Linked DNA regions of Mus musculus: region 2 is linked to region 1. The links are chromatin loops, found by intact Hi-C in ENCODE. Cell type or tissue: left cerebral cortex. All regions are shown on one strand. Links, peaks and the distances in the headings refer to the core of each region. The heading gives the core; the rest is flanking DNA.

Evidence for each region. A loop is a pair of places that touch in the nucleus more often than their neighbours do. Peaks named below come from ENCODE experiments on the same cell type or tissue, not always from the same donor. Only the 100,000 strongest peaks of a DNase experiment are listed, where the experiment ranks them.
Region 2: a loop joins it to region 1, with 5 times the contacts of the local background. A loop is called at or near these places in 6 of 42 quality-filtered maps.

What each region holds. Positions count from the first base shown.
Region 1 is chr10:111,301,297-111,316,881 of GRCm38, forward strand. Gm40760 (a long non-coding RNA gene) reads left to right here and starts at 2,140. Exons shown (of 3, transcript XR_872029.3): 1 at 2,140-5,027; 2 at 5,681-5,858; 3 at 12,222-14,602. Gm30095 (a long non-coding RNA gene) reads right to left here and starts at 13,049. Exons shown (of 3, transcript XR_380789.2): 1 at 12,982-13,049; 2 at 12,770-12,910; 3 at 11,494-11,697. Bbs10 (Bardet-Biedl syndrome 10 (human)) reads left to right here. Exons shown (of 2, transcript NM_027914.1): 2 at 1-440. In left cerebral cortex, for the core only: no CTCF peak of the experiment used is centred there; DNase peaks (open chromatin) are centred at 7,803, 8,160 and 8,737; H3K27ac peaks cover 1,600 bases.
Region 2 is chr10:111,376,310-111,391,894 of GRCm38, forward strand. It overlaps Gm30145 (a long non-coding RNA gene), which reads right to left and starts at 1,966. Exons shown (of 5, transcript XR_872033.1): 1 at 1,903-1,966; 2 at 1,100-1,221. In left cerebral cortex, for the core only: no CTCF peak of the experiment used is centred there; DNase peaks (open chromatin) are centred at 5,529, 6,038, 6,399 and 9,521; H3K4me3 peaks cover 318 bases; H3K27ac peaks cover 3,677 bases.

The DNA.
Region 1 (15,585 bases), core at 4,316-12,315:
GTCCTGAGACATGTCCTTTGTTGTACACACATGTTCGCAGACAAACACTAAACGTTAGGAAAAAAATGTATTCAGCTCAAGCTAAATATTAAAACAGGCTTCTGGCTGACTGAAGTCAACCCAGTCCTTAAGTCCATTGAGTCCACCAGACCATTCAGACAACAGGTATCAGCTCTATGGAACAAAAACTGGCTAAATCTGTCTCCTTGTCTCTGGTCTGCGCTAGTCTGTCTAAGGGAGCTTGCCTCTATAGCTCCCTCTTCTGTACCTTTTCCCACTTTGTTTCCTTGAACTTTCTGTATGTCATAGAGTCGTGTAACCTCCCCACTTGAACGAGGTCTTCACATGCCATCTTACATTGTTTGTGAACATGAGTATAAAATGTTATCTCTTATGTAAAGCAGTAAATAAAAGTCAATTTTTCTTTGTAAGAAGCATGTAAGTTAATTGTCCTTGTGGTTGTCATTTGGTTTATTTCTAGTTATTGAAAACGGTTGGTTGGGGGCTGGGGAGATGGTTCAGCAAGTAGGACCATTTGCCACCCAAGCCAGGCAACCTGAATTGGAAAGAAAGAACCAATTCCACAAAGCTCCACACGTACACTGTGGCACTGCACATGCACATGCATGCACGTAAACAGTAAATAATTCCAAAATCTGCACCTTTGAATACCTGTTCAAAAATAGGACTATTCATTGTGAATTCACCTTTTATAATTAGAAGTTAATGCCAGAAAAGATGGGGAATTCGTTCCTTTCGTTTTCTCCTGGCTCCTAAGTCTTGTAAGGATTCTGTACAGTTGCTAGTTGTTCTTTGTTTCAGTGCTTGCCAGATTTCAGTAGCAACAAATAATTTGACAGTTATCTCTAGTGTAGATCACAAGTGCTTCCCTGTCACTTTATTGTGTGTGTAGTCATAAATAAGGACAGGGTCTTCTCCTTTTAGTAACTGTAACACCCAAAAGAATGTTTTGTTTACACCAGTGTTTAAATGTGCTTGTTAAGTAACAGTGTTATCTCAACCCATGTCCATGCTCCTAGGTTATTCATTCAATAAATAAATTCTTAACTGTGCAAATACTAGGCTGGACAGTGAGTCTGATATGCTCTTGTGCACTTTCTACAAAGTTAATAGGTAGGTTGATGACTTCTGACTGGATTTAGGAAAAGTAAAACAAAAACATCTTTATATTTGAAAGCCTTCTGACGAATAATGTTTGTAAATTGTAGTGGCCTGGGGTAGCTCTGGGAAAGGGGTCTGCTGCAGAGGCATGAGGATCCTGGGTCTGAATCTCCAATATCTACCCAGAAGCCAGGCTTCGGAGCATGCCTCTGACCCTGCCGCTGGGCATGGCGGTCAGGGTGGTGACAGGCAGATCTCTGGAGCGTGCCTGCCAGCCAGACTAGCCAACTGATTGCTCCAGGTTCAGTGAGACCTCACTCTTTCAAAGTAACTGGAGAGCAATAGAGGAAGTACAGCCAAAGTCAGCTCCCTCCCCCCTCCATATGTGCATTTGCAGTTGAATACCACACACACATACATACACACACATATGTACAAACGTGTATCATGCCCCACAGTATCTTCATACAGAACCCAGATCTTATGTTACATATAGCAGTGCCTTAAAAGTTTATGCCATATGATGCATTATTTCAATTTTGTTGAAATAGGGAAGATGATCTCAATTCATAGATGAATGAATCTACATTAAATCACTGTACGACTTCTCTGTTCATTTTTAATTGGCTGACAAGTTATTTTGCTTCATTTTCTATTTTATTGCTTCGAATATTCTTCAGCCTTGCAGTAGTCAGACTTCGGTAAACTGAGTTTGTCTTTGAAAGGTTGGCACCTGGTGTTCCAGTTGCGAAGTGACTTTACGGTAAGAGTATGCTCAGGGCATATTTGGTGAATAAATTAGCCACATGGTGCTCATACCAAACTTCATGGGGTAATAATTTTCTTAAAAATTTCCAAGGACAAAAAATCTCGGTAGGCCAGAAGGTGTAGAACAAAGCACTTATGTGTGACGGCATGTGCCTGTGACCCTAGCACTGGAAGGGTGGAGGCTAAAGGGTCAGGAGTTGAAGGCCAGTCTGGGCAAAGTGAGACCAACTGAGAAGGAGATCCGGCATGTGGGGGGCGGGAGGGGAAAACAGAACGATGTAGAACTGCTCTCTAAAATAATACTAAAATTAAAGTTTTATCCCTCATGGATATTGTTAAGTCAGTGATCGTTACAGAGTTAAAACTGGGGTGTTTACATCCTTGGCTTAAATAGGTTTTTTTTTCCCCTGTAGATTTTCAACATAGGATTTCTTTGTGTGACTGCTGTCCTGGAACTCACTCTGTAGACCAGGCTGGCCTTGAGTTCACAGAGATCTGCCTGCCTCTGCCTCCCGAGTGCTGGGATTAAAGTCAAACGCTATCACTTCCCAGCAACTATATAATTTTTTAGCTGTAATTAAATTTCACAAGGGATTTGAAGGGACCTGTAGTAAGAACCAAGTTACAGTATGGGTCTGAAGTAATGTGGGACCACGGGGGATGTTGAGACAAATTTAAAGTCAAGATCGTTTTCTTGTTTTCTAGTGCTGCATGAGAAATAATCTGGGTACTTAGTAAAGTGTCTTACTCCTCTTGGGTCTCTGGCTGGTGGAGCTCACTTGGACTTCTCTGTGCAGGGTCACAGGGTGAGCCGAAGTGCGAGGGAAGAGAACTCAGCAGCCTCACTGCTCAATGGCGAGAGTGTCGGTGTCATATTGTTAGTGTCTGTGAACTGGATACATGGAGGCAGCTAGCTGCTTGGAAATGCAGTCTGTTGTGCCACAGGAAGAAAAAGGAGGCTAATGTGCCGCCTCCACTGACCCTTTGTGACCTCTCATGTAAACCTACCTCCCACAAGCACACCTCCTCCAGGAACCTTTATCAACCTTATGTCTTCTTGAGCCTGCGTGAGCCATTTTTATCTTCAAACCACTAGGCACTAAATAATTGAACATCTTCCGCCCAAAGAGCTATTTATATTTACTCATGCTATACAGGAAAGAAATGTCGCGGGATTCACGTTTCAAGCCGAAAACAACGGGATGGATGAATGCAATGTAAGCATGATCCGGAACTGCTCATTGTCTCCCAAAAGGGACACGTGCACTTCCGTTAGCTGACATAGGGAAAAAATAGGGTTTCCACTCCATCTTACCTGTGAATGGGAATGTGGGCTTGTCTGTAGCTGAGGTTTGACCACAGTCAAGGACAGTACCCTGGGGGATAATAGGCACAGGAATTGCCAATAGATGGAGAGAAAAGAAGGAAGAAAAGAATAGACTGATTGAGAGGGTGGTGAGAAATCTGATTGAGAGGAATGCTACATATGGAATGCCATGGAATTCAAGTCATTTTTTTCAAATTTAAATATAAAAATAGTAACAGATTATAGACCCTGAGCTCCATAGACACTGTCTCAGAATAACCAAACAACAAAGGCCTTGAGTCACTGGGATCAAAACACCACCCAGCGCATTTTGGTTCTACATGAAAGAAGAGATGAAAGCATAAACTCAGCGCTATCATACTGAACACTGTACCAACTTAATAATAAACCAGTGGGCTGTCTCGGACTAAGCAAAACTAAACGAGCACAGCTGCGGCCCGTGCTCTGTATCCCTTTGATGTACAATTTGCCCATTCAGCCCTCATTCAGACCACTGCATTGCCTCCTCAGCTTCTCTCTCCTATTCAACCCCAAATGGGGGTGCCACCTCCATGTGTTCCTGGCGCCTTCCGTTTGTTTTCCTTTGAAGGAGGAAATCCACCATGGGCCATGTCTTTATTTCTTGAACCCTTCCCTAGGAACCAGTGTGCATCGAGCTTCTTGATGCAGAAAGTCACCAGGGAGCGTCTAAGTAAAAGCATGGACTGTCCGAGAGGCCAGCGCTGCCAGAGACCTGGAGTGCTGTGCACGCGTATTGATTGTCATGACCTATTTTGGCTCCAAGACTTTATCCAGATACTCCACAGCGCCTGCTTGCAAACCTTGTTCCCTCCCAGAGAGACAGTGATCCTGAGATAGCTCTTCATCCCCACACGTGTCTTAAGGGAGTTCCACAGGCTTGTGACGGCTGGCTTGCTTTCTTTCTTTCTTTCTTTCTTTCTTTCTTCCTTTCTTTCTTTCTTTCTTTCTTTCTTTCTTTCTTTCTTTTTTTTTTTTTCAATGCCTGGTTGACCTGACAGCTAATCTTAGGAAGATAGCTAGAAGTATGCATGGTTATTGTGCTGTCAGCATGCTCGTGGATTAGACCAGAAGGCTTTATGGAAATAGAAGAATATTTGTAGTTTTAAAGCTGTGGTAGTCCAGTCAGCTTTGCACCACAGTGACCAAATACCTAATGTAATTAACTTAAAATGGGAAAAGACTTATCCTGCGATGGTTTGCAGTTAGTCTATAGTCATCTGATAGGTATTTGGTTGCTTGGTTTGGCAAGGCTCAACGTCATGGTGGGAGCAAACCTGCTTGTCTCATAGCAGCCACTGAAGGACCAGAGTCCAGGTACACCCTTTTAAGTGTTCCCCACAAAAGTCTTCCAATTCAGCCCCACTTCCTAAAGTTTCCACTCCCTTCTAACATCAACTGTGAACCTAGTGTTCAGCACATGAGATTTGCGGGGGAGGCGCTTTGAATCAAAGCACAATGACACTCAACTTATAATTTCATATTTGGAAGACAGGTTCTCGAATTCAGTTATTCAACTCTCCCACCCACTGAGGCCAGTCTTTGGTTCCTACGAAGGAGATTAAGCATTACAAATTGAATACGTGGCAAAGACTCTGGAGGAAGTATTCTTCTAGTGTTATCGGCTTCATGATCCTTGACTTAAGACTTGTAGGAAGCGAAGCTATCTTGTAGAGAGCTGATATTGATTCTCGTTTTTAAATACAGATGAATGCTGTCCCGTGAAGGTAGGACACTCCCACTCTTGAAAGAAGCTAGCTCTGCATTGCCTGTGTGCTTACTTCCTGTGACGGTAATAAAATACCGGGTAAAATTGTCCTAAAAACAGGAAAGGTTTATTTTGGTTTGTGTTTTCACGGTAACTGGCACCATCAATTCCAGGCCTGTGGTGTGGCACATCATGGGGTGGAGGGAGGGGAGAGCATCATGGGGCAAAGCTGCTCACATCATGGAGGTAGGAAGGGATTTAGAGGGAGAGAGGAGGGAGGGGGGAGGAAGGGAGGGATGGAGAATCAAAATAATGGAGACAAAATATGCCCTTCCAGGGACTGCCCCAACTATGCCAAGTCCTGAAGTTCCTACCACCTCCTTGTAGTTCAAAGGCCTCAGGCCCCAGTCCTTTCACAAATGCCCTGCCTGTTAACACTGCATCATGGAAGGCGAGACCAACTCATGGGCTTTGGGAGCGACATTTCCCACTCAAGCCCCAGATTAGCCTTCCTGAAGGATGACTTTCCTTTGAAGTCTCTCTGGGTCTGCACAGGGAAGAAGCAACCACCTTCCACATACTTCCTTTTAGAGTTGTGTAGGGTTTTTTGTTGTTTGTTTGTTTGTTTGTTTTTAAGGTTGCCCTTTAATAGCCTCATTCTCTGTTAGCTTCCTTCAGCTGCCAGCTCCCAGGTCCTCTGAAGCGGACACCCTTGTAACATTAAGTCGTTTTTCCAGGTTTTACACACCTGATAGGTGAAATTGCGCTCTTCTGCATCTGGAACTTTCTGTTTGTGAGAGCCATTCCTCGTGTTGTGTGCAGCTGCTGTTGTCTGCTGTCCATCCCCATTGCTTTGTAAGGAATAGATGGACTGTGGAATGACTACTCAATGGTACTATCAATTTCATCTTCTCTGTAAGTCCTTGTTGCATCTCATTTATTTATTTATTGTGTGTGAGTGCACACCTGCGTGTACACATGTATCTCAGTGCACTGGTGGCCGTCAAAGGGCAACTTACCATGAGGGTCCTGGGGAATCAAACTCAGGTCCTCAGGTTTCGATGCAGGGTGCCTTTACTCACTAAGCTATCTCGATAGGCTCCCTCCATCTTTCATTTGCATAAACATCATCTGATCTTGACATTCTAAAGAGATTAACTGTTGAAAATTAAGTCCAGTGCTGCCAGGCAGTGGTGGCACACATCTTTAAATCTAGCCCTCAGGAGCCAGAGGCAGGTGAATCTCTGAGTTTGAGGCCAGTCTAATCTACAGAGGGAGTTCCAGGACAGCCACGGCTATGCAGAGAAACTCTATTCTTTACTAACATTATTCTTGAAATAGTAAAAGCTTGATGGACCAGCTCTTGACTGCAGATGGTATCTTCACCAGTACAGCATCACTGACTTAAGGCCTAACTATAGATAAATCACTATATGAGTTAAATATCATCGCTGTACTCTTTTTGATATATTAGGAATCAATACTGTTTGGACTGAAAAAGAAAAGAAAAATTCAGTAGTATTACAGTGCATTGGCACTAAAATTTCTGTATGAACAATGCTAATGTTCAGATTAGCATTAGTCCCCAACCTGATGCTATGGGGAGTTTGTGGAACTTTTCAGTGGGGTCTAGGTGGGAGTTCTTATGTCATTGGGGTCATCTCCTCAAAAGGGAGAGTGAGAGCAAACTCTAGAGCCTTTGTTCTCTTCTGTTAGCTTCCCAGCTACACAAGGCATTCAGCTTCCTCTGCTTCATGTTCTGTATGTGATGGGTCAACGTGCCACAGACTCAGGAGTAACGAGGCCTCCTGACCTCAGACAAAACCTCCAACACTATGAGCAAAATGAACGTTCCCTGCTTTTAAAGCTGATGATCTCAGGTATTCTGGTACACTAACAGAAAGCTGATGTGATGGTTTTAAATGTTAACTCAGAATCATGTGGGAAGAGAGTCTCCATAGAGCACATTTTTATTATCAGGTTGGTCTCTGGGGTTGTCTGTAGGTGGCTGTCTTTACTGTTCACTAATGTAGGAAGAACAGCCCATTGTGGGCAGCACCATTCCCTAGGCTGAAGGTCCTGAATTATGTGGGACAGTGGAAAACTCGATGATCAGGAAGCAGGTAATGTGACGGTATTCATTTCTCTCTGATCTAGAGTGTGAATATGATGTGACCAGCTGTTGAGTTCCTGCCTCAATTTCCCCAAAACGATGGGCAGTAACCTAGAACTGTAAGCCAAACAACCCCTTTCTTCCATTATATTGCTCCTTGTCAGGGTATTTTTTTATCACAGAAACAGAAAGAAAACCAAGACAAGCTGGCAAAGATATTTTTAAATGTCCAACTTATTGAAACATACTTTACAAATAATTTACATAATAACGAAGCACAACTCCTTTGTTATATAGTGCTCTAAGTTTAAACAAGTACATCCAGTTTTTTAACCATCATAATCAAGAAACAAACAAACAAACAAAAGAATCATGACTTCCCCAAACTTCCTTCATGGCCTTTCTCTCCGTCCTGCCAGCCGCTGCTTTCCTGTGAGTGGACCCAGCATGCTTTGCTGGAAATAGAGTGGTAGCACCGGCCTGTGTTCTTGCGTTTGCGCCCTGCGGGCCCTGCTCCTGCCACGTGACTTCTTCAGTACCTTCTCCTTTGCAGGCACTCCCACAAACCCATCACCTGCTTAATCCCTCTCTTCCTTAATTCTGTGTGGAGGGAAACCTTTGGAGAATTTTTAGCTAAGGAATTACATAATTTGATTTGCATTTCCTGAGAAGCACCTAGCGATGTAGGGGAGGATTCGCGCTTATGAGACACACGCATTGCAGTTAGGGGGAGAAATGTGTCTACAGCTTGCTTGGAGGTGGTTCACCAATATATGTGTTTGTGTTTGCCTGTACATATGTAAATAAAACGGGTTAATGCTAAGGCAATACTTCAGTTCACTGTACCTTTGCAACTTGCTGTGGGTGTCTTGTCTATTGCTATAAGAAGATATCCGGGCAAACGCAAGTTGGGGAAGAAAGGACTTATTTCCCAGGGGACTGCAGGCTGCTCTTCCACACGTCATTTGGACCTTTTTTTTTTTTTTTTTGGTCAGGGTTCTTAGTACTATTCCAGGAGCACCCTCTGTGCACTCGGTAGATCTAGATGCATATGTTGTACATTCAGAAAATAAGTCAGAGCTAAAATTGTAAAACTTGGAACCCATGATGTCTAAACTACAGAGCAAAACAAGACCTCCTAGGACTCGGGTATGGTCAGAAAGGAGGCTCGGTCTGTTCTTGGGTAACTGGAGCGTGAACAGCCTGGAAAGAAGTGGAGTGCATTGATTCCTTCTGGTCTGATCCCATGCTTCCCGACAAAGCATATTGACTTCCCGAAAAAGCATATTGACTCTCCCTACAGATTTACCAGTAAAAGAAAAGCTGGCCATCTAGGTTTGGAACAGTCTAGTTCCTGGGACAGTTTTTGTGATAAATTGGCCACATCCACAGCTTGGTTCCAGTAGCTCCCTTGAGGGTCATCCAGTAGGCTGGCAAAATCTGTTAGAGAGTAGTCTGCCCAGGAGGAGCCAGGCACAGGGCTGCGAAATTTCCCAAGGAAACGGACACCGCTCAGCTGTCTGCCCCTTCCCTCGCTCTCTTTTCTCTGTAGCCTGCCCGGCAAAGCTGCTTACATTTCCACAAATAGAGGGGGAAAAAACTTTCCAGGAAGGTAGAACTAATAGAGTATTCTCTTTCTTTCGTAGCCTCATCCCTTTGTACCGTCCCCATCCCGCTGATTTGCCACTCCAACTCTCGGAGCGTTGCCTCCACACGCCATTTGCATTTCTTCCATCAAGGCCCTTATTACTATTTCAAGAGCTTTCTCTCTGTGTGTGACAGGGCCTGTGCTTTTAAGTTTTATTTTGTTTCTGGGTCAGCCATATTCAAATAATTCAAAACTCAAAATGGCACGGTAGACAGAGAGAAATCTCCTTCCAACCTCCTTCAAAAGGAAGCTCAGTCCCTAAGTCACCGACTTACACTGCTATGGTCACTTGGTCACACGTGACCAAGAAACACGGCTGCTAGCTAGGTATTGAAAGACCCAGCCAGATGATGTTCCTACATGAGAATGACTTGGGTACCACACTACTGCTGTCTATCTCCTTCTGCAGGGCCCCTGGCCTTCCTCCCTGGGACAAGGCCGCCATGTTGTCTACAGGGAAGAGAGAAAGCGTTTCTGAGAAATGAGGTTCGAGCAGAGACTTGAAGGGAATTCTGAGGAAGAATTTCTGAGGTGCAGGACCAGCAATGGCCAATCCTGCCCCGACAGTGACAGGAGTCAGAGAACTGGGAAGTCGAAGGTGGGGGTGCCAGAAAGAATCAGAAATGTGTCAGCGCCACCATGGCCAAGTGGTTGAATCTGATGCTCGGGGAGGTGACAGATCACTGGAGGGTGGAGGCAGAAGAACAGTGTGATTGTTTATGTCTTACACAAGTCATTCCATCATAGTTACCCCCAGCTCATCACCCTAATCTCTCTCAGATCCAACCCCACCTCCCCAGCCTCTCCCAACTTTCTTTTGTAATAACTCACTGAGTTACATTTATGCTGACCAAATATACTCATCTACTAGTGCATGGGTTAGTTTACCAGTCGCCTGTAGAGAAAGGCGACTCTCTCTCTCTCTTCAACTGTCAGTATCTTCTCAGTATGGGGTGGGATTTGTAGGCCCCACCTCCTCCATGACAGGATACTGGCTGGCTTGATCTTTATACAGGTCTTCCCTGGGTCTTTGGCCAGATTTATAGTGTCAGGCATATTGTTCCTCTTGCCTAGTGGATCTTAAACCCAATAGAAAGAGTTTGATTACCTCTGAGGCAGGTATGGTACAACATGGGCACACGTTACTACAGTGGTCATCACTGTAGGTCATACGGTCACAGGTGGGGAACACTGTTGACGACTTTGTCACAGAGCATCTTCCAGCATTATGACAGCTAGCCTGGGGGAAGAAAGCTTCCTGTTTGGTGACAACTTGATCTCTCCAGGTCCTGTGACCAAAATATGTGGTGTTTCAGCAATAGGGCCTTATCATAAAGCTCCGCTGGACAAGCAAGAGCAACGACAATATCCTGTGTTGGTTGGGGGGGAGGGTGTCTCTGTGATATCCCTGACCAACGAATCATAAGGAGGTATCTCACACCTGGCACTGGGCTTTTAAGTTGGCAATCAATGGCTTCTTGATAATGGAGGAGCATTATCACCTGTGTAGGGTAATGCCAATTAAGTCCCCCTCTCTCTTTTGCTCTTATGTGATTATATATTATAAACATTATACACATACACACACACACACACATATAGACATGTATTAGTAGACTTCTATATGGCTTTAGTCCTCAGTGTAAGCTATCCCCCTCTCTGCTATCCTCTGCGCTACCCTGCCGTGACTCTCCTCACCTATTTCTCCTTTTCCCCTGTTCCTATCACCCATGTTTCACTGTCCCTCCTCCCTTAAGGTCTTCCTCCCTCCTCTCCACCAATGTGACCAGGATTGCACGGGTCGTCCTAGTAAAACTTACATTTGTGAGGGAGAGAAAGCCAAGGTCATTGGAAGTGAAGTCATTGATGAAATCTAAAAGCCAGGAGTCATGGAGATAGAGTTGGAAAACAGAATATAATAAGGTCTCATATAATCACTTTGCACATTCATGGCTCCTCTGAGAGGACGTGGGATTGTGACCCCGTGGCTAACTCCTGCCGCTCATGCCTAGCATGACGGCACATCTGCTTAATGGTCCAAGATTTTCCACATGCCCTCTTATTCCAGAAGAGTCTAGCACACATGCAGAATTCAGCCTTGTTGCTGCTTTCTGTCCAGCCGAAGTCCTTCTCCTGCTCCATATGTAATGTCGTCTGAAACAAAAGCAAGAACATTCTCCCCTCCCTCCAGCTGTCAGTATTCAACTCCAAAAGATGATCAAGAAGGACATAAGCACGAAGCCACTTAGTATGGCAGGATATTTGATTGCTTTGTGAATCCCAAGACTGCAAACGGGCAAAAACCTTGTAGCATGCCTTAGCCCTAGCACACACCTTTCATCCAAGAGCTAAAGTCAACCCTAAGTCAAGAGGCAGAGCAAGCAACCAGTGACAAGGAATGAGCATAAGGAGGGTCAGTGAGTTGAAGGGTTTCTAAGACATTGTGGAGAACAACAGGCTTTTTCCTTCTGGGACATTGGTGGAGTAGGAAGGTCAGCTGGGTGCTTTCTCAGCCTCTCTGAGGTAGGTTTTCACCCCAGCTCTGGAGTCTTCATGGTATGATTGGGATTTTTGTTTTTATAAAACAACAACTTAAGCCGGGCATGGTGGCACATGCCTTTAATCCCAGCACTCGGGAGGCAGAGGCAGGCAGATTTCTGAGTTCAAGGCCAGCCTGGTCTACAAAGTGAGTTCCAGGACAGCCAGGGCTATACAGAGAAACCCCGTCTCAAAAAAACAAAAAAGCAAAACAAAACAAACAACAAAAAAACCCCAAAACAACAACTTAGTGTGCATTCTCCCTGAGTTTCATTTATGGATCACATAACCACTGTAGGGTTCTGACACTTCTGCACTTCTTCATGGGAAGGTCTGGTAATTGGAGATTCAGTAGTTCATGCTGCATTTTCCTTCCGTTTTCTTCTTCACTCCCATCTTAACCTCACATCATGTCACTTGAAGTTGCAGAGGTTGGGTCTGTCCTCCATCTTCACCTGTATTGATTACATGCTCCACTGGTTTGTCTGGTAACCGCGCACTTCCTCAGCCCAGCACCTTGTTTCTGCATCCTTAACTCTGAGGTGTTGAGCATTGCTCAGACATCTCTCTAGCTCTGTTGAGGCACACTGGGTGGAACAAGGGATTTGCCACATTTCCTAGTCTAAATCTTTCTCTGATACAGTCATTAGATATAATAGGCTGATGTGGCTGGTGGTCCAGTTCTGACCTTGTAAACCTGAGAAAAGGACTGAGTTTTGACCTTGCTCCCTGAGACCTGGCCTTTAACATACATACTTTGAAAGGGCCTTTGTTCCTCTTGGGCTGAGAGGCCACTCAGATCAGCTCTCTCTCCTCCAACACAGACTCTAGTGCTATAGCTTAGGTCTTAAACATTTTCCATGACCTGCGTATCAGAGGCATTTTTGAGAGGTGGGGAAATCGTTAACTGGGAGGCATACACAGGAGCTCCTCTAGCAAGTGACCTGACCATGACCTCTCTCCTGCCTTTTCTCCCCAGGAATGTGGTAAGCAGTTCCACGCCTATGTATACTTCTGCCATGATTGGCTGCCTCATTATAGATCTCCATCCAGTCATAGACTACAATCTCCAAGGCTGAGCGCCAAGCCAGCTTTCTCTTCATACGCGTAGGATGTCAGATGTTTTGTTATAGGATGGAAAGCTAACTGAGAGCATTACCTTCTGACTAAGGGCATCCATCAGGCTTGCTGAATTCCTTGACTCTAGGGTCTATCTGCTCCAACCCCCTATTACACTGCTGCCAGAACCTTTCCCCCTGAAATACCTCAGCTACAAGAGCATCCTTCAAAAACCTGACGCTGGGTGTGACAGGAACTTGACAGATTCAACACAGACAAGCTGTCACTAAGTTCTGCAGTGTCTCCTAAAAGTGGGACCTAGCCTTTAGTTCGCAGCTTGTTGGAAGTCAAGAGGTACCTCAGGAAGTGTGAGGGGACCTAGAGTTGTGCTCAGGGAGCACTCTCTTTTGAATCCACCCCCTTGAAGGACCAATCTCTGGGGGATTATGGTAAAAATTTAGCCACTACCTGTATACCAAGCAAGCATCAGTTTTGTAAGTCCTTCTCAAAAATGCTCAAGAGGACCAGCAGTTGCCTAGCATAACGGTTGATCTTGGTTGTCGACTTTACATCTGGATTCTCTTAAAACCCAAGCAACTGGGCAAAAGCCTGAAAAGGGATACTCTTGATTAAAGCCTTGGAGGTGGGAAGACCAACCCTAAATCTGGGCCACGCCTCACCTCCTGGTAGCAGCCCACGTGAAAGAAGGTGGAAAAAGGAAGCCTTTGCTCTTTTCCTGCTTGCCTTCATTCCCACTGGCAAGGTCATCTGCCCTGCTGCTGTGGCATTCCGTCCTAGTGAGCTCCATAGTGACAGAAGTGATGTCACATTTATCTCTAACCCCCACAATGTAGCAGTGTTTGTTAAATGAGTGAGTTAGAGAATAGATGGATTAAAATGTGGATGTGGGCATTCTCCGCTATGCCACGCTACTGCACCATGCTATTGGGAGCTGTGGATGCAGGGCAGAAAAGAACATTGGTGGAGGGGTCCGAGTGGAGAATTCAGAGATGGCCTTGAGCCTGGCATGCCTGGATCACTTAACAAAGTGACTCCCAGAAGAGCCAAAGCAGGGATGCTGAGCCCCGCAGGAGCAACTGCAGAGCAAGACTCTGGGGGACCCCTGGAGGATGGAATCTGAGAGGAGAGACACTGAGATGTGGCTCTTGTTCCTGGGCATTGCTTTCATGGACTCCCAGCCTTCAATCCCTGGACCATGGCTGCAAGTGACTTGATCTCCTTTCTCAGAACTTCTGAAAACCTGTGAGCTGTAGAACGGACCACACTGCTGGACATCAGAGGGGAAGAAAGCATGTGTGGGGAATAAAGTCACCATTTCTCCAGGGGAAGCCCATACTCCTAAAGCTACTCCATGCCATCTCTGAACACCCATCTCGCACACGCTGGTAGAGGAGTGGCCTTCGGCTTAGATCTCTAACAGCTGCTATCATGGACACTGTTTTCCATGCTACTGTGCGATGCTAGATGGCCACTGTGTAGAGAGAGAGCTCTCTTATGTGCTTGGCTGGCGGACTCATTAGCAATCTGCTTCTACTTTCCAGCCCCGGGAATATGGGTGAGTTTCTCTTCTCTCCTGCTGTGACATCATCTTCCTTTCTCACCGGAATTTGCCATGTGCTTGCCAGAGTTGGTTATGAAACCCATCTGAATTCTCTCCTGTGGCTGGAATTCCAAGAACTTTCTTACATATTGCTCAAGCCCTGTGCTCCCAGAATGTAACATAAGTTCTGTGTTACAGACTTAGAAGCAAACAGTAAATGACCCCTCAGAGACGGGTTTGTTTTCAAAAAGTGTCTCAGGTATTTCAGAGTCCCCTGCCTTAAAGACACATCTTGATATCTGATACCCTGAATTCACATAATCGTTGATCCAGTGTTCAGAAAGGAATTAGAACCGATTTTTCATGTATGTGGGGCTAGGAATCAAACTCAAGTATTAGTAAGGTTCTTTAAAAGAACAGAACTGATAGAGTACACACATATGAGTTTATCAGCTTGGCTTATAGGCTATGGACTGGATAATCAACAATGCCTGTCTTCCAACAGGAAGGCTAAGAATCCTATTGTTGTTAAGTCACAAAACTGGTGTCTAAGAAGTTCTGGAGCTCAGAGGATTGCTAGAGAGTGGTTGGTTTTCATTCTATACTGAGACCCAAAGAAGGAAATGATAGGGATTTCTTGCAAAACGAAAAGGGAGGATATATATATAATCTGCCTACAATTTAAGCAGAGGAATGACAATAATCTGATTTGCATTTATAAAGATAATGTGGAAATTCTAGACTTGGAGTGTCTGGGTCTTTTTGAAAGACAAGCCAGGGTGGAACCAAGATAATTTTTAGGGTTTGGTCTCAAGAAACTTGGTGGATGGAGCAACATCTGAGAAACATTCTTCCCTTGATAGCCCTGGTAATACAGTGTAGAGTTTGGGGGTGGCTAGAAACAAAGCTGGAGAAGGAAAAAAAAATGCTTAAATCACACGACGTTTTGGATTTTATCCTCTAAGTCTATAATTAAAGGAACAGATGTAGATACTTGTATTTTTTACAGAAAAGGAACTGGGGCAATGCAAGCAAGGGTCTGTTCTCCTTGCTGCCTCCTTTCCTCCTATTTTGGGATGCCATTCATTTTTATTTAACCTTGAAGGCCTACGCTCTCCCTTTGGGTTGCTAAAGATCCACAGAAAACTCCATCCCCTGTGAACTTCAGTCAAGCCTGACTGTACCTGTAACACAAGCCGCCTCCTCCTCCTCCTCCTCCTCCTCCTCCTCCTCCTCCTCCTCCTCCACCTCCTCCTCCTCCTCCTCCTCCTCCTCCTCCTCCTCCTTCTTCTTCTTCTTCTTCTTCTTCTTCTTCTTCTTCTTCTTCTTCTTCTTCTTCTTCTTCTTCTTCTTCTTCTTCTTCTTCTTCTTCTTCTTTTTGGTTTTTCAAGACAGGGTTTCTCTGTGTAGCCCTGGCTGTCTTGGAGCTCACTTTGTAGACCAGGCTGACCTCGAACTCAGAAATCTGCCTGCCTCTGCCTCTCGAGTGCTGGGATTAAAGGCGTGCGCCACCACACCCGGCACAAGCCTCTTCTGATTTCACACAGCAGTGGGGATATAGTCCAGTGCTTAATAGGTCTCTAACTACCTCCTTAGTTTTATCTTCCCCACTACATTAAACTTCAGAGCAAATGATCAAATCCTTAAAAGATACATAATAGAAACTCTAAACTACTTATGGACCCACTGTGTCAGCAAGGATCTTGTAGACCAGCTTCTCGGT
Region 2 (15,585 bases), core at 2,430-10,429, 73 kb after region 1:
CCTGCAGAGTATACACCCCATTTGGTCCTCTGCGCCTGTGCTGGGTCTCTTGGTGGGGCAGGAGGATGGTGTTGGATGTAAGCATTTCTGCACAATGATGAACAGAGCGTCACAAACAGCAGGGCATGCTTGTTATAGCAGAAATCTATGCTGTCAGCATAGATTGAGTTTGCCTCTGCTTTCCCTCATTAACCCCAAATTAACAGATTGCCCAGATACAAGGGGGAGATACAGTCATAAATTAGTGGAGTATTTGTGGTGACTAGGGACCAGGCTTTTGTTGTTGTTGCTTTTATTTTGTTTTTTTTTTTTTTTTCAGGGACTGTACACTCCCTAGTGAACCAATCTAATAAAGAGTGCTGGCAGATCCAAAAAATACATTCTCAGGGTAGCTCACGCAATTGCTTAGTATGAAGGAGGCCTTGGGGTCAGGCTTCAGTTCTGCAAAATAGCAAGAAAAAGAGCATCTATCCCAGTAAGTAAGCTAGAGGGACTGTCAGCTACTGGTGTGTATGATAGAGAAAAGTGAGGCAGGCAAGGGGCAAAGAGGAAAGGCGAGCAGGGTACACTTGCAGCCGAGAAGAAGGTAATATTTAGGCGTTGTGTGGTTGTGGAAGAAGAGTGTTCAGATAATGGATGTAAGCAGAACAAAGACCTCACAGTAGGATAGCAAGTGGTCTTGTGTGGCTGAAGAGGAGATGACCTGCTTCATGAACGGCCTAACTCCATCCCCAGTCACCTCCTCTCCAAGGTAGCGATGAGAGCATCCAGAGAGCGTGTAGGAGTGTTGTGACGGTAGAGCGAGATACAAGGTGCTGAGCCTGGCACAGTGAGAGATTTCCTAAAGCATAAAGGAGGTGCCCCAGTGTTGTCCCTGGCTCTACGCCTTCAGTGCAGATTTCTCCGGAAGAGTAAATATAATGTTCTACAGAAAGCGCTCAGCACGGAGGCTCACACATGGTAGACCCATGACCGCGGCCATTCTCATTATCTCCAGACGCTTGCACGATGGGGAGTTCTTCAGTGAAGAAATGGGAAAGACTGGGAGAGAGGCTCTGAGTCATTCCTAAGAAGGGACGATGAGAGAAGAGTAACTCACCTCAGAGGCCCAAGGAGCCAAGGGTCAGGGCGGTGGACCTGACGATTAGACAGGAAGGAGGGTCAGGCCCTCAAGGTTCACTCAAGACCAAAGAATCCTAGTGAACCATCCATCCGACGTACCTGAGGGGGTTGGGAGGGAAGGGACAGCAAGGAAGAGGTAAAAGGAGATGAACCTGAGGCTTCGGTGTAAAGGAGAAAATATTCCTAAGTAGGGATCGCAACGCTGATCAAATACTCATCCCTGACCCGCGGGCAAGCATGACTTTGCAAAAGAAAAGAGACTAGACCGGAGGGAAGAGAGATGAATCCTTAGGCCAAGAAAGTCTCTCCATAGGTGTGAAAACCGGTAGCTGTTAGGTGGGAGTCTAGTGGAGGACTTATTCACAGGGGTGAGGAGAGAGAGAGAGAGAGAGAGAGAGAGAGAGAGAGAGAGAGAGAGAGAGAGAGAGAGAGGTGGCGGATCTTAGAGGGAAGATACTGGAGGCAGTTACGACAGAAGCAATAAACAGTAGCCGCTCCCGAACCAGTCAACCAAGAACATTTCTAAATCCCATGATTAATTAAGGACCTAAGGTTTAATTAAGGGTGATAAATAAAATCCGGAGAAGACAAACTAGCTCTCTCTCTCTCCCTCCCTCTCTCTCCATCTTCCCCCCCTCCCACCCTCCGGTTTTATGTAGCCCAGGATGGCCTTGAATTCACTGTATAGTGAGGATAACTTCAAACTCCTGGTCTTTCTGAAGCAGTGAGATCAAGTGTTTGCACCGCCCGAGGGGGGTGGGGGTGGGGAGGGGCTCTCACGTGATGCTAGATGCTCTCTCCTGGGCTTCACAGGCTAAGTGCTTTCTCAGCTGAGCTGCGTCCCCACCCCGGAAGAAGCCCATTGAAATGACTAAGCATTTTTCTAGAACTTAATCTTCCACCACGCTAGAAGAGGCTGAGAAGGCTAATTCTTTTGGATTTAGCTTTAACTGAAAAGGGAGAACCTGTGGGTAAGTCAGAAGAACGCAGAGGAGAACAAAGAGAGGACTGCTCTCCTGGGCTCAAGTTCTTGCTTCCATGCTTGGAGAATCGCCCTCTCCCCCAAGCCCAACCTGACAGGAACCTTGCCGGCTCTGCTTTAATCCTACCAACCACCCAGAATGCAATGCCTTTTCACACCTCTTTAAAAAAAAACACACAAAAAAAAAAACAAAAAAACGTTCTTTTCCTTTGGTCTCTCTGACATCTCAGCATAAACATTAACTCTGCTTTTCTTGGAGAAGTTCTTGGAGGGCTCCAAGTTAGACTCAGGAGCCCTTCGCTTCTCCCTACCCTTCTCCCTTGATCAGCCACTGACAAAGCCACTGGGCCTCTCTGTCTCCGCCCCTCCTCTCCCTCTTCTTGAGTTTTCTCTCTCCTTTTCTTCCTACACACTCACCGCACACACTTTCCATTGAAAGTGGAAGAACATGAGATGCAGCAATCTTTCTGTCACCTGCTTCTTTCTGCACACTTAGGACAAACCTAGTGTCTGTTTTTGACTCTATTGCCAATGCAGAATCCTGCTTGTGTCCCAGGCTGCCCTGTGCCCAGCCCTAGGCAATGCACTGTGATCTGACACAATGCATCATATAAACCTGCTTTTCCCCCAGCCTCCCGGGTGGAGAGGGGATTATAGACATCATGGGTGGCCATCATGGCCCATTTGGAAGTTAGAAAAGACCTTGCAACTTGCTTTAGCTAATACAAAATACAAGCTGGCTTCTACCTTTTTTATTGTTTTGTTTTGCTTTGATTTTTTTTTCCCCTTTATAGGCATGGAAAAATTGGTCCTGTTTCCCCCTTCCCAGTTCTTCTTCCTTGACCCAAGCAAAATTACCTTGCCTTTATCCATTCTCTGGTTGTTAAAGGTGCTAACTAACATTTAGTAGCTAATATGGCCACTCTCTCACGTTTCTATGTGCTAAGGGGACTTAATAAGGAGGTCTTCCATGGATCTCTTGGGGGTGGGGAAATGTGATTAGACCTTCGTTTGAGTCTGTGTGCACTACTACAAAATAACTAGTCTAGATAATGCTTCGAGAATTTATTTTCTCAGAGGTCTAGAGGCAGGGACATTTAAGATCAAGGTGGCAGCAGGTTCAGTGTCTGATGCAGGCTCCATTTCTATTTCCAAGGTGGGAGCTGGCTACACAGTCCCAGGAGGGGGGAAATTCTATATGTCTGTGTGACAAAAGATGGGAGGGTGGAAGATCTGGGTGTTGTGAGAAATCGCCTTGAAAGGGCCTCATTAATGATGGGAGGAACCCTCAAGACCTAATCACCCCTTAAAGGCCTAGGCATTGGCCACTTGGATTTCAGAGGGGGACACACTCAAGCCACACAGAATTAACTTAAGTGCTAAATCTGTGTGAGCTCCGACTGTTCCACCCTGACCCGTGTCCCCCCCAACCCCCCCCCACCCCCACCACCCCCACCCCACCCCACCCCGTCCTCAGGCCTCTCTTCTCTCCCAGACACAGGGTTTTGAAATCAGGCCAGTTATCAACTCTACAGTGTGTTCTAGGTTTCAGGTAAGAGGAGTAATCACACGTTTCTTACTCTAAATGAACAGCTGGAAGTGATGACCCCCTAGTGAGAAAGATGAACGAAGAAAGTGAGAAGGACAGAAAGCCGGTGACAGGGTTTACTGTCAAGCTGTTTAAGGAACAGTTGCCGGAGGAGAGTGAAAGTGTTCCTTCAGAAACATGGAGGTGAAAGGTTGTGTCAAAAAGCTGCAGCCTGCTCTCCAGAAGATCCGGTCAGCAGGAATGGTCTTCCGTATCCGGAAAACAGCCTTCTATCACATTGTGGTGGTTGGATAGGAGAAGGCAAAGCCTGGCCTTCAAAACGCCAGGGCTGCCTCCTGCTCAGGGCTGACACCGCTGGTCACCGAAAGATGAAGCCAAGGCTACTCACTAGGTGCTCTGATGACAGTTCTGGGACCCTGAAGAATGTTGTTACACTTACCCTGCCTGTGCTTTCTGGAAAGAGTGGCCAGGTGTGGAGACAGCCTGTCGGACACAGCAGCATGGATTACTGGGTATTTCAGGCATATATAGAGATAGAGATATTTGAAAATCGGGGCGATAGGAGATTCTTTTTAAAATATATACTGCTCGTTGATAATTTTCCTGGTCAGAATGGAACTGCATGGAGAGACTGTATCTGTACCTGAAAATATAATAATATCCACCCTGCAACCCACAGATCAAGGAATGATTTCAATGTTTCAGCCCTATTATTAAAGAATTATATTCTGTAGAGTATAGCTGCCGTGGGGTCAGAAAGGACATCTTCACCAAGCCAAAAGAACACAACTATAGACTTTACAGTCACTGCCAGCAGGATGCACGAATGAGCAGAATCACCATCCTCTCGCATCCCAGGGGGTACCAACCTGCCACACCAAACGGATGGGCTAGACAGCTGTCACAAGGAACACGGACACATAGACAGCACACCAGCCTTCCAGTGCCACTAAGGAACAATCTATCCCTTCCATAGACACCCCAATCCTGGGAAGAGAGGGGAGGAGAAACCCAGCCGTCCTAGGAAGTCAGCTTTTCAATGAGAACGGTTAGCACACACAAAGTACATTAACCCAAATATTTTTGTAAAGATTTATTTATTTATTTTATGCATATGAGTACACTGTAGCTGGACAGATGGTTGTTGTGAGCCTTCATGTGGTTGCTGGGAATTGAACTCAGGACCTCTGCTCAATCAGGCCCTACTCGCTCTTATTATTATATATATTATTATATGTAAGAAGAGGGCATCAGATCTCATTACAGATGGTTGTGAGCCACCATGTGGTTGCTGGGATTTGAACTCAGGACCTTCGGAAGAACAATCAGTGCTCTTAACTGCTGAGCCATCTCTCCAGCCCTAACCCAAATATTTTAAGCACTGATTATAAAAGAACATCTTCCTTCTCTCCCCTCAATTTGGCTGCTGTGGGAGTTCATGAGGTACAAGTGCTTCATTGAGGAAGAGAGAGAAGGTTCCGTGCTTTGTAAGTTTTTTAAGCTCATATTCAATTGCTAAGCTATTTCCTCATAGGGTCCTCAAGAGGAAACAAGAAAGGGATGGATTTCCTATGGAGAAGAATTCCAGACCGCCTGCCTGAAAGGTGCAGAAGCAAATATAACTAAGTTTTTTAAACATCCCATGATTTCTCCTAAGCTCCTCTGTTCGCTTTGCTTTATTTAGAAAGAAAAAAGAAAAAAAGAATCCTCAGAAATGGGCTGGCAGGATGGTTCAGCCTACAGAGGCGCTTGCTGTCAATTAAATACCGAGCACCCATGGGAGAGGGCGAGAACTGATCCCACAAGTTGTCCTCTGACACCGCCTGCACACTGTGACATGTGGACACACACACACACGCACACACACGCATGTACTACGTGGGCACTCTAAATACACTCTTTGTTTTAAAGAACCCAGATCTGAAAGTTCAGACAGATTACTGCGCACGCGCTCTCTAGCTGGATGCCAGCTGCCGCTGTGAAGCAGGCCAGCACTGAGCGTGGAGCGGTCGGGGACCTATTCCGTCATCTTCCCTAGGTTCCCATCTGCCTCTGTCTCAGGCCATGGCCCTGCTGAGTACCAAAAATACAGCAATCCTCTTCTCTCTACATCAGTACAGTAGGAGCTTTTCAAGTACTTCCAGTAAAGAAGTGAGAAACACCTAAAAGAGAAAGAGCAAAACATCAAAAACCAAGGGCTTCTCTGAAGCGGAGATTCACGACCGCAGACTGGACGGGAATCCTTAGGCACCGACTACCTCTGGTGAAAAGATTTTAGGGCATTTGTCTGGAAGGTGGCTTTCCTCCTCCTCCTCCTGCCAGGGGACTCTTGTCCCAGATTTAGAAATAGTTCTTCTTCCAGGCGTGGTGGCACACATGTGTAGTCCGAGGCTCTCTGGGAGGCTGAAGTGAGGGAAGCCAGCCTGGGCTGCATAACAGAGAGGAGGAGGGGAGGGGGAAGGGGTGACTGGGGTGTCTTCCATTGAGTAGGGGTGTGTTCAGACAGGGAGTACTTTTGCCAACCTTCACCCTCCCACTGGAGCACAGAGATAATAGGTGGAGACATTTAATTGTCACAATGTAGGGAGGGTGGCATTAAAAGCAGCAAATAGGGAAAGGCCAGGCTTTGCTGCAACTGATGGGGTAAGCAGCCCCTTCCAGGGGAAATTCACTGCCAGAGGAAGGCACTGCCCCTCGCTGTCAGCTGCCTGGGGGGGTCCAAAGACTTCTATTCTGATACAGCCAGGATCTTGGCTTAAGCTGCAGGGAGAGTCCTTGTCAAGAAAAGCTGTGGCTTATTAAGGAAAAGACAGTGGGTGGATACAGGCTCTGAGATTATCAAGAGAGAGCCATGCTATATGTCTTGACAAGACTTGTTCCTGGTGTCATTCTTGCTGGTGTGTGTGTGTGTGTGTGTGTGTGTGTACACTTATCTTTAAAGCATTTTTCTTGGCTGGATATGTAGAATTGGTAGAGTGTTTGCCTAGCAGCATATATGAAGCCCTGGTTCATCCCCAGAGCCCATAAACTGGGCATGTTGGTTGAATTCCTGTAGTCCCAGTAGAAACAAGAGAAAAATCTCTTTCATCAAGTGAAATGTCCTCTGACATGTACACAAACAGTGTCATAGATATGTGCACAACCATGCACATACATCATAAACACACATGCTTCGTACACATACACACATTGTCTCTCTGTCTCTTACACACACACAGATCATAAATATTTAACCAAAAATATGCAACATGACCAGTTGGAGTTTAGGGGTCAGTGAATCACTCTGTGTGTGTGTGTGTGTGTGTGTGTGTGTGTGTGTGTGTGTGTGTATCATCACCATCATTATCACCTACTGTTCCAAATGAAACATCCAGGTTCAGGAATTTAAAAAATAAAAAAAAAAGCTTTCCCTATTTCCCTATACCCCGTCGCCCCAACACACCCAAAAAGGAAGAAAGAACAGGAGACTGTAGCACTTCTGTGTCTAAGGATTGATTGAATGATTGATTCATTGACTGATTGACATCTCAAGCTGGCCTGAAACCTGCTTGATAGACCAGGCTGGCCTCTAGTTCATGATTTCCTGCTTCAGCTTTTGAAACAGCTATGATTGGTCCAGGAGTTTACCATCCGCAGAGCACTAAGGTTGTTTTTGCTTTGCTTTGATATGCTTATCTTAGTTAGGGTTTTTATTACCGGGCCAAAATACCATGACCAAAAACCAAACAAGTTGAAGAGGAAAGGGCTTTTTCAGCTTACACATGCAGATCATAGTCTGTCATTGGAAGAAGTCAGGACTAGAACATGGGCAGGGCAGGAACCTGGAGGCCAGAGAGCTGATGCAGAGGCCATGAGGGATGCTGCTTACTGGATTGCTTCCCATGACTTGCTCAGGCCTGCTTTCTTCTAGAACCCAGGACTACCATCCGAGGGATGGTACAGCCCACAATAGACTGGACTCTGCCTCATTGGTCACTAATTGAGAAAATGCCTTTTAACTGGATCTCATGGAGGCATTTCCTCAATCGAGGCTCCTTCCTCTCTGATGACTCTAGTTTGTGTCAAGTTCACACACAAAACCTATCAGTCCCCTGCTGATATGTATCTAATAGACCTTCCCATTCTTGGAAAGCTCACCTGCATCTCTTCCAGTTTGTCATAACCTATGCTTCAGGTCTCACGGAAAAGGGTGAATATTTATAAAGGAAAATAATTTAAGGATCTGGGAGTGGTTGAACGTACCTTTAATCCCACCCTCAGGAAGACAAGGCAGGCAGATCTGAGTTTGAGGCCAGCCTGGTCTACATAATAAGTTCCAGGCTACCACGAACTACTCAGTGAGGTCCTGTCTCAAACATAACTAAAAGGAGAGATGTTTATGTGCTCAGTTCTAGAGACCATAAAGACCCACAAGCATGGGGGCAGCTCCAGGGTCACATGTCATCACATGTCACATGTCATCATCATCACATGCCACATGTCATCACGCCATGGGGAAAAGTCGGAAGGCAAATGAGTGCTCAGAGGAGACACCCTGGGCAAGCCCAGATGCTTCGTGAGAGCTCCTTCCTCCATTAACCCATAGCCTGGGAAAGGGACACATCCAAATCACAGCAACAACAACAACAACCACAACAAAAGCCCTTCGCTACTGTGGTAATATTAAGAATTTTGAGACAGGTACATTATACTGGATTGTACAGGTAAGCCCTAAAGACCATTGCACATATCTTTTGAGAGGGTACAGAGGGAGACAACACACATGAGAGAGGACACAGAAGAGAAACAACATAGCTAAGAAGGCAGAAGTTGGAGCGATGTGGCCACAAGGCACAGATGCCAAGTATCCGCAGAGCAAGGCCAGGGAAGGGCGATCTCTCTGGAGCTTGCAGACACAGTTCTACCCAGAGACGATATTTACTGAGAGTCATTTTGGACTCCTGGCTTCTGTAACTGTGAAGGGATACATTCAAGGCTGTTCGATTTTGTTTTACTTGCTTTGTTTAAGAGAGGGTCTTGCTGTAGCCTAAACTGGCCTGGAACTTCAGCTCTCCTTACCTCTGCCTCCTAGGAACTCAGATTACAAATCTGCATCACCAAACCCACCAATTTCTGCTGTTTTGAATCAGCAGCTCTATACCAGGGGGTCAGGGTTAATTCTTATCATCTCAGCATTCGGGACTCTGATGCAGGAGGATCCCTTGAATTGAAGGCCAGCCTGAGCTACATAGTGAATTCTAGACTAGCCTAGGCTATAGTGTGAAACCCTGTTAGCAAAACTATAAAATAAAGTACCTTAAAACAAAATACCAAGTCTATAGACAGTTGTTAGGAAATTTGTATGAGGGCTAAAGTAGGTAAGAGCTAAGTGGTTAGTCCATGCAGGCTGAAGCCTGCTTGTTTGTTATGGAGACTTAGTTTTGTCTCTGTTCAGTCCAAACAGCCATTCTCGAGTCTTGGTGAATCTGCTGTCCCCTTGACTCTTTAGTGGTGGCGATATGCTATCCCACAAGGAGGGGCAGATTGTGACTTGCTAATTCTGAGTTCTGCTTTCTTTGCTCCTGTGTCTCCCGTGTTTTACTCTCTCCTTCTGTTTCTGTTCTATGCTCCGGAATAATCATTGGCTGCTTTTGGAAGACGCCATCTTCCTGTGCCTCACTCCCGTTCCCCAGTGCTCATACTTGATCTTAAGAGTTGCCATCAGTAAGCAGCCTCTCCCTTCCCCGCTGGTGGCTTCCGTTCCTGAGCACAGCGGATGTGGAAGTTTCCGTCCCAGGTGTTTGAAGCCACCTCCACACCCTGAAGCTCTCTCTGAAGCACCTGATGACAGCTCAGCCCAACCCCATGTGTCTTAAAAAAGCTTCCATGGTGACTTCCACAAATCCATTATGAAAATAACAGGGTAGGATGGAGGTGGGGGGAGGAGGCTGTTTCGTGACTGGAATTTTTAAAAACCAAGAAATAAGAAATAAAGTAGGTCAGGTATTGCGTTTAAGATAATCAGTGCAGACAACAGAAACTCAAAGCAACTCTCTCAGGAAAACTCTGTGAAATCCTTTTTACATAAATTCCTCCTGCTGCTTCGGGGAGACATGGCATAGAGGAAACCAGGAGAACTGCCAAAAGTGGGCAGCAGAACCCCATTCAGATTCATAGCACAGGGGCTTGATGTCAGTGTATATAGATACATAATATTGCCCAGCTAAATACAATATAGATATGCACATACATGTGACATATATGTATATATACATACACATACACGGTGTGTGTGTGTGTGTGTGTGTGTGTGTGTGTGTGTGTGTGTGTGTGTGTGTGTATTTGGTCTCAGCCCCTAGTTTCTGACAGAGCCCTAAAACTCTTCTATTTCCTGAGTGATAAAGATGCTGGGAGCATCCTGTGTTCTAATATTTGGTTTGTACCTCTGACTCCTGATTTCAAAGCTCCTAAATCCCTTGGGACTTCTTGGGTGGTTGGAACATCTCTTGTTCTGATGAAGTGACTCTTGGTGGATTCTTTAATAGCTTCAGGATGCAGGAGGTCTACCAGAAGGATGATAGCTTCAGTCAGATGCCTGCTCCATCCACCCTTTGGGGAGATGATAGGGACTGGAGAATACTAATGCCTGTATGGTGATGATGTCATAAAAACTCTCAAAAGATGGGTCCAGAGCTGCTGGGCTGCTGGTCACAGGTACCTGCCAAGAGGGCAATGGACCCTAACTCCAAAGGGACAGTAGCTGCTGTTCTCTGAGTTTTTCTAAACCTCCCTCAATGAACTTCTTGGTCTGGTTTTTCACCTGCATCCTTTATTGTATCCTTTTGTTTGTGGTTAAGAAACAAAGCGCTGGCTGGTAGACAAGGCTGGCCTTGAACTCACAGAGATCCTCCTACTTCTGCTTCCCGAGTGCTGGGATTAAGGTCATGTGCTACGGTGCCTAGCTCTTATGTCCTTTATGATATACCAGTAGACATAATAATCAATACCATGAACAGTTATGGAAAATTATCTATAGGAGGGAGGGGTCTCTCCAGTTTATAGCAAACTGGTCAGGAGTACACGTGCTGATCTGGAACCTTTGAAAGCAGAAGCACAAGACAATTCCATGGGACTGAGCAGTTAGCCTGTGGGGTCTGCGCAAATTCTGGGTCACTGGCATTGTGAATACATTGCAAGATGTGCAGCTTGTGTCCAGAGAGTTGACAAATGCGTTGGTATTATGAAAAATATCTCCCTGGGGGAAATTGGGCTATTTGGAGGATTTGAAGAGATATTGTTACAAAAGTCACCTACCCACTCTTTAACGTGGCCCTGGGAGACAGCGATCACTCAACCCTGATGCAGACTTTTCCCATGTTCCTGTTGATTTGAGATATAATCTCACCTTGGAGCTTAGGGCAGACCTCAGACTCTCAATCTCCTCCCTTCAGCCTTATGACTGCTAGGATTGGCGCTACCAGGTCCGGATTTATTTTTGCATCTATCTTGATTTACATTTAAGGAATCTGCAACGTGCACATACACAGTTTTGTGGGGGTGGTGCCCAGGGCCTTGTTCGCACTCACTCTACCATGGGAACTATACTCCGATACCTTAAAGAATATGTTAGCCGGGCGTGGTGGCGCACGCCTTTAATCCCAGCACTCGGGAGGCAGAGGCAGGCGGATTTCTGAGTTCAAGGCCAGCCTGGTCTACAGAGTGAGTTCCAGGACAGCCAGGGCTATACAGAGAAACCCTGTCTCGAAAAACCAAAAAAAAAAAAAAAAAAAAAAAAAAGAATATGTTAAAGCCACAGATAACTCTGAAAAAATCGTAAACTCAAAATTTTCACCTTTTCCCCACCTTTCAACTTGGTACCACTCAAAATGTCACGGTTTGCATATAAAAACTGTCGGAGATTCAAGATGTTGGGGGCCTAAAAGTACTATAATAGACAAACAGAAAAGAACTCCTGACATTAAAAAGAAGAGACTCTCAGAACGAGGAAGTTTGGTTCCTGCATCCTCCCTGGGAGGGCAAATGAGAGGAGAGTTCAGTGTGGTAGGATCCAGTGAGACCCTCTGAGTCTGCGCAGACCTCATGTTTTTGTCTGAGACTCCGGAGCAGGCGTCATAGCTGCACCCCAGCTCATCTTGTTATTTGTTTTAGACCCCTTAAGATTTTAGGCTAACACTGTGCAGGTGGAAGCCTGAGGAGAAAGCGAACAGGCTCAGCATCCCGCTAGGATTCCTGCACTACCCCCACCCCCACCCTCACCCCCCTGTGCTCTCAGACTTCACAATCGCTGATGGGGAAGACCCTGCGGTAGCAGTCACGTTGGCACTCTTGTGGAGACTCGCCTGAGTGGAAGTGACAGTTTCCCCTCAGGGATTATCTTTGATTGGCAGAAAATCTAAACTGGACAAAGGGAGTCAGGAGCGTGAGAACTCTGATTCCTCCGGGAACGGGGGTTGGCATTGCTGTGAGGATGTGTCAGGGACGCCCCAGGCTACTAGAGGAGGCAGCAGAGTCGAAGCTCTGTGCCCAGGTCTTTCTGCTTGAAAAAGGTGGATCGCGCTTTCCAGTGTGGACGCTATCTCCCGAATCTGGGACAAACATTAAGGTCCTAGGATCTCTAGTAAGCATCGCATATTTTCAAAGGGTCCATATCCACAGTGCGCCCAGTTTCTTGAACCCGACAATGTACCTCCAATTTCTAGGCTTGCCTTAACCTAAGGTCAAAAGGGAGCCATGGGGCTGGAGAGGTGGCCCAGCTGCCACCCGGCCCTGAGTCACATGCCCTAACACAGCCACAGAAACCCAGCACAGCTGTCACATGGCCATCTGCCTTTTAGGACTTGCCTCTCTTATTGACCAGTCATCCATTGTTCTGAGGTGAGCAAACTGACCAGCTTTGCCCTTTTCAGAGGCCCTCTGATGACGGAATGTATTGCCTCTTGGCTTTGTACATAGGTAGGCACAGGACAGAGGCGAACATGTAAATAAGGAGAAAAAAAAATCGGGGACAGGGGATGAAGAAGGTGGAACTTAGAAGAATTACAAGCATGAATTATGCTTGCCCTAGCCTCTCCATGCAGTGAAGAGGCACCTGGTGGAAAGGGATAGTGGGGCACTGCGAGAGGGATGCTGGAAGTGTGTGAAAGACTGGCTGAGACGTCACTTCCGGTTTGTTATATGCCAACATGTTGATGACTAACTAAACTTTGCTCAGAGAAGTTGAAGCATGAAGCAAGCTACTCGGCCTGTCAATAAAGAAATCAACATGTTCTTTATCTTCAAAGTTCTGACATCACATGGCATTATCTTCAGAAAGACAGTCAACTAGAATAGAACGAACTGTCAGATCACAAATAGTGGGTTCAGGGAAGATTAGGTGGACCAAGTAGGCGGATAGGTGTCTGATAGGAAGCAAGGCTAGAGAACAAAAAATATCCAAGAGAAAAGACTGCTTTAAGGGGTGTGTGTGAAAATGCACAATGACACAAGAAGGAAGGAAATCTGTTTTTCACCCTAATCCTACTTGTAAATTTAACTAGTATAGTAGGCAAACAAGACAAAGTCCCCAAAGAGCCTTAAGGTGGTGACCATTGGTGGTAGTATAGACGCTTGTGTGGTCTATGTGTATAAATGTGGGACATTTGTGAGGTATGTGTGTATGATGTGCGTGCATGGTGTGTGTATGTATATAGTGTATCTGTGTGGTGTGTGATTTGTTTGTGTGTGTATATGCTTAAAAAAATTAATTCTCGCACCCAGGCATGAACGTGGGAAATAAACTGGAATTTCTCAAAGATGGGGCATGGCGGTTTTGAGGTACCTCAAGTGATTTCAAGCACATCATGGAGGGATGAGGGAGGCTGAGAGTTTCCTGGTCCCTAGTCAGAAACTCGGGTTAGCCGCCCCCTCTCTTAGATTCATTCCTTCCCCTGCCTGAGATGAACACAGCAGATTGTACTGTTGGTGTCTGGGCTTTGTGCATTTTTGACCGATAGTGCCTCATAGGTGCTTGGGGGACAGGGTTGTGTTTCAGAGAAGGGTAGCCACCACTTTCAAGACCACATGTTCCCACAGCACACGCGGAGATGACGCAACTCACTTAATTGCATTACAAGGCTCTGAGTCACCTGGCACCCTGCCAGCTGACAAATTCCAGGCTGGGCTGTTTCAGATCCTCTCTCAGTAGACATTTTTATCCTGGGAGCTGGGACTGGGGATGCAGCACACAGAATTAGCTCAGGGCTTCTCTTAGGGAAGGTGCTGCTCCATGCTCCGTGCTTACATAACCGTACAGCTGTGCCAGCCGGCCCACAGAACGCGATCCCAACATTATTTTTCTTTCTTTCCATCACGTTAGACTCTATTCAGTGGAGACGAACTTCCCTTGTCTTTTTTTTTTTTTTTAAGCTCTTGATGTCAATTGCTTTTTGCTGTGAGGCAGCCTTATTTTTAGAAATGTAACATATTCAGTCTCACATAATAATGAAAACTCCAAACTTAAAGACTGGGTCCTTGTTCCTGCATTCTCTTGATCTGGAATGGATAGTTATTCTAGAGAAGACAACAGTTTCTTCTGCCCTTATGGGTTCTATGGTTGGCCTAAGAATTAAATGTGCAGAAGACAGATTAACAGGAGAAAAGCAATTTTAATAAAGTTCACGGTACTGGAGTTGTTAGGGTCAGAACCTAGGCGCTAACAGGTTACCATGGACGCCCATTCTCACCCACTCTCACTAAGCCAATTAAACAGATAAATAATGGTAGGAAAAGAGAAAAAAGATAGTCATTCAATGTGGTCACATTGAAATGAGAAATTATGAAGTCATGTGACCCCACACCCAGTCCATCCTGATGTGAGATTTAGGTTTAAACAGGGGACAAGAGGGGACAAGTTGTCTGAACTCTGAAATTTCTTCCTGGGAGTCAACTCCTCTCTTCTGGCTGACCTCAAGAGCTCCAGACTTTTCTTTGACCCAGCTTGAGACTTCTGGGAAAGTAGCGACTTCTTTGGGTTATCATCTTGATAGTCTGATAGCTGAAGGGAAGGGCATAAGGATATTCTTAAAATATTTCACTCCCACCAAGAGTATACACATGTACACAAGTCCCACAGATGTGTGGGATACAAGGGTGGAGCCAGAGCGGTAAGACATATGCATCATCCCTAGGTAGAGAAAGGACCAGAGGTTTGGGCTTCTAAGGAACTTGGCAGAGATGAATTGTGAGAAGGAGAGAGATAAAAAGTGTCATAAATAAAGTTTGCTTTTATGTATACGGTTGTACGCGTTCAAGTCTTTCGGCTGTCAAAAGTTTCCCAGGAATAGCTCGCTATATTCCTGGGCTAGATACCTTTTGTAATGAAAGTTTCATTATGAATGTAAAAGTCCTTTAAATGTGAGATGTTATATTTATCATAAGAAGGAGAGACAAATGCCTTCCTCCCCCCCCCCCCCCCCCCGGGTTGGTTTTCTAGCTTCTTTTTAAAAACTGAAGACACAGAGCTGGAAGGCATATCTCCTATGTAAGTAACCGTCTAGGTTGAATGGCAATGAAAATCTAGTTTTCTGTGTCCTGTAGCCAGCCGGTCTTAAAATGTGTTTTTAATTGAAACTGAACTATATCACTTCCCCTCCCTTGCCCCATCTAGTCCTTTACCAGCCAGCCCGCATAAGCCCCTCCCATGCACCCCCCACTCTCAAGTTGATCCTTCTTTTTTCTTATTGTTGATGTGTATGTGTGTGTGTGTGTGTGTGTGTGTGTGTGTGTGTGTATAAATACAGCCACTAAGTCCATTTTTGTCGTTTGTATGTATATGGATCCAGGCATGGCCACCCTTCATTGGACAACATATAAAGGTACTTGTCCCAGGAAAGAGGCTAATTCTCTGTCTCCTAGTAGTCATTAATTGCCTGCAGTTCTTTGTCAAAAGGATTGG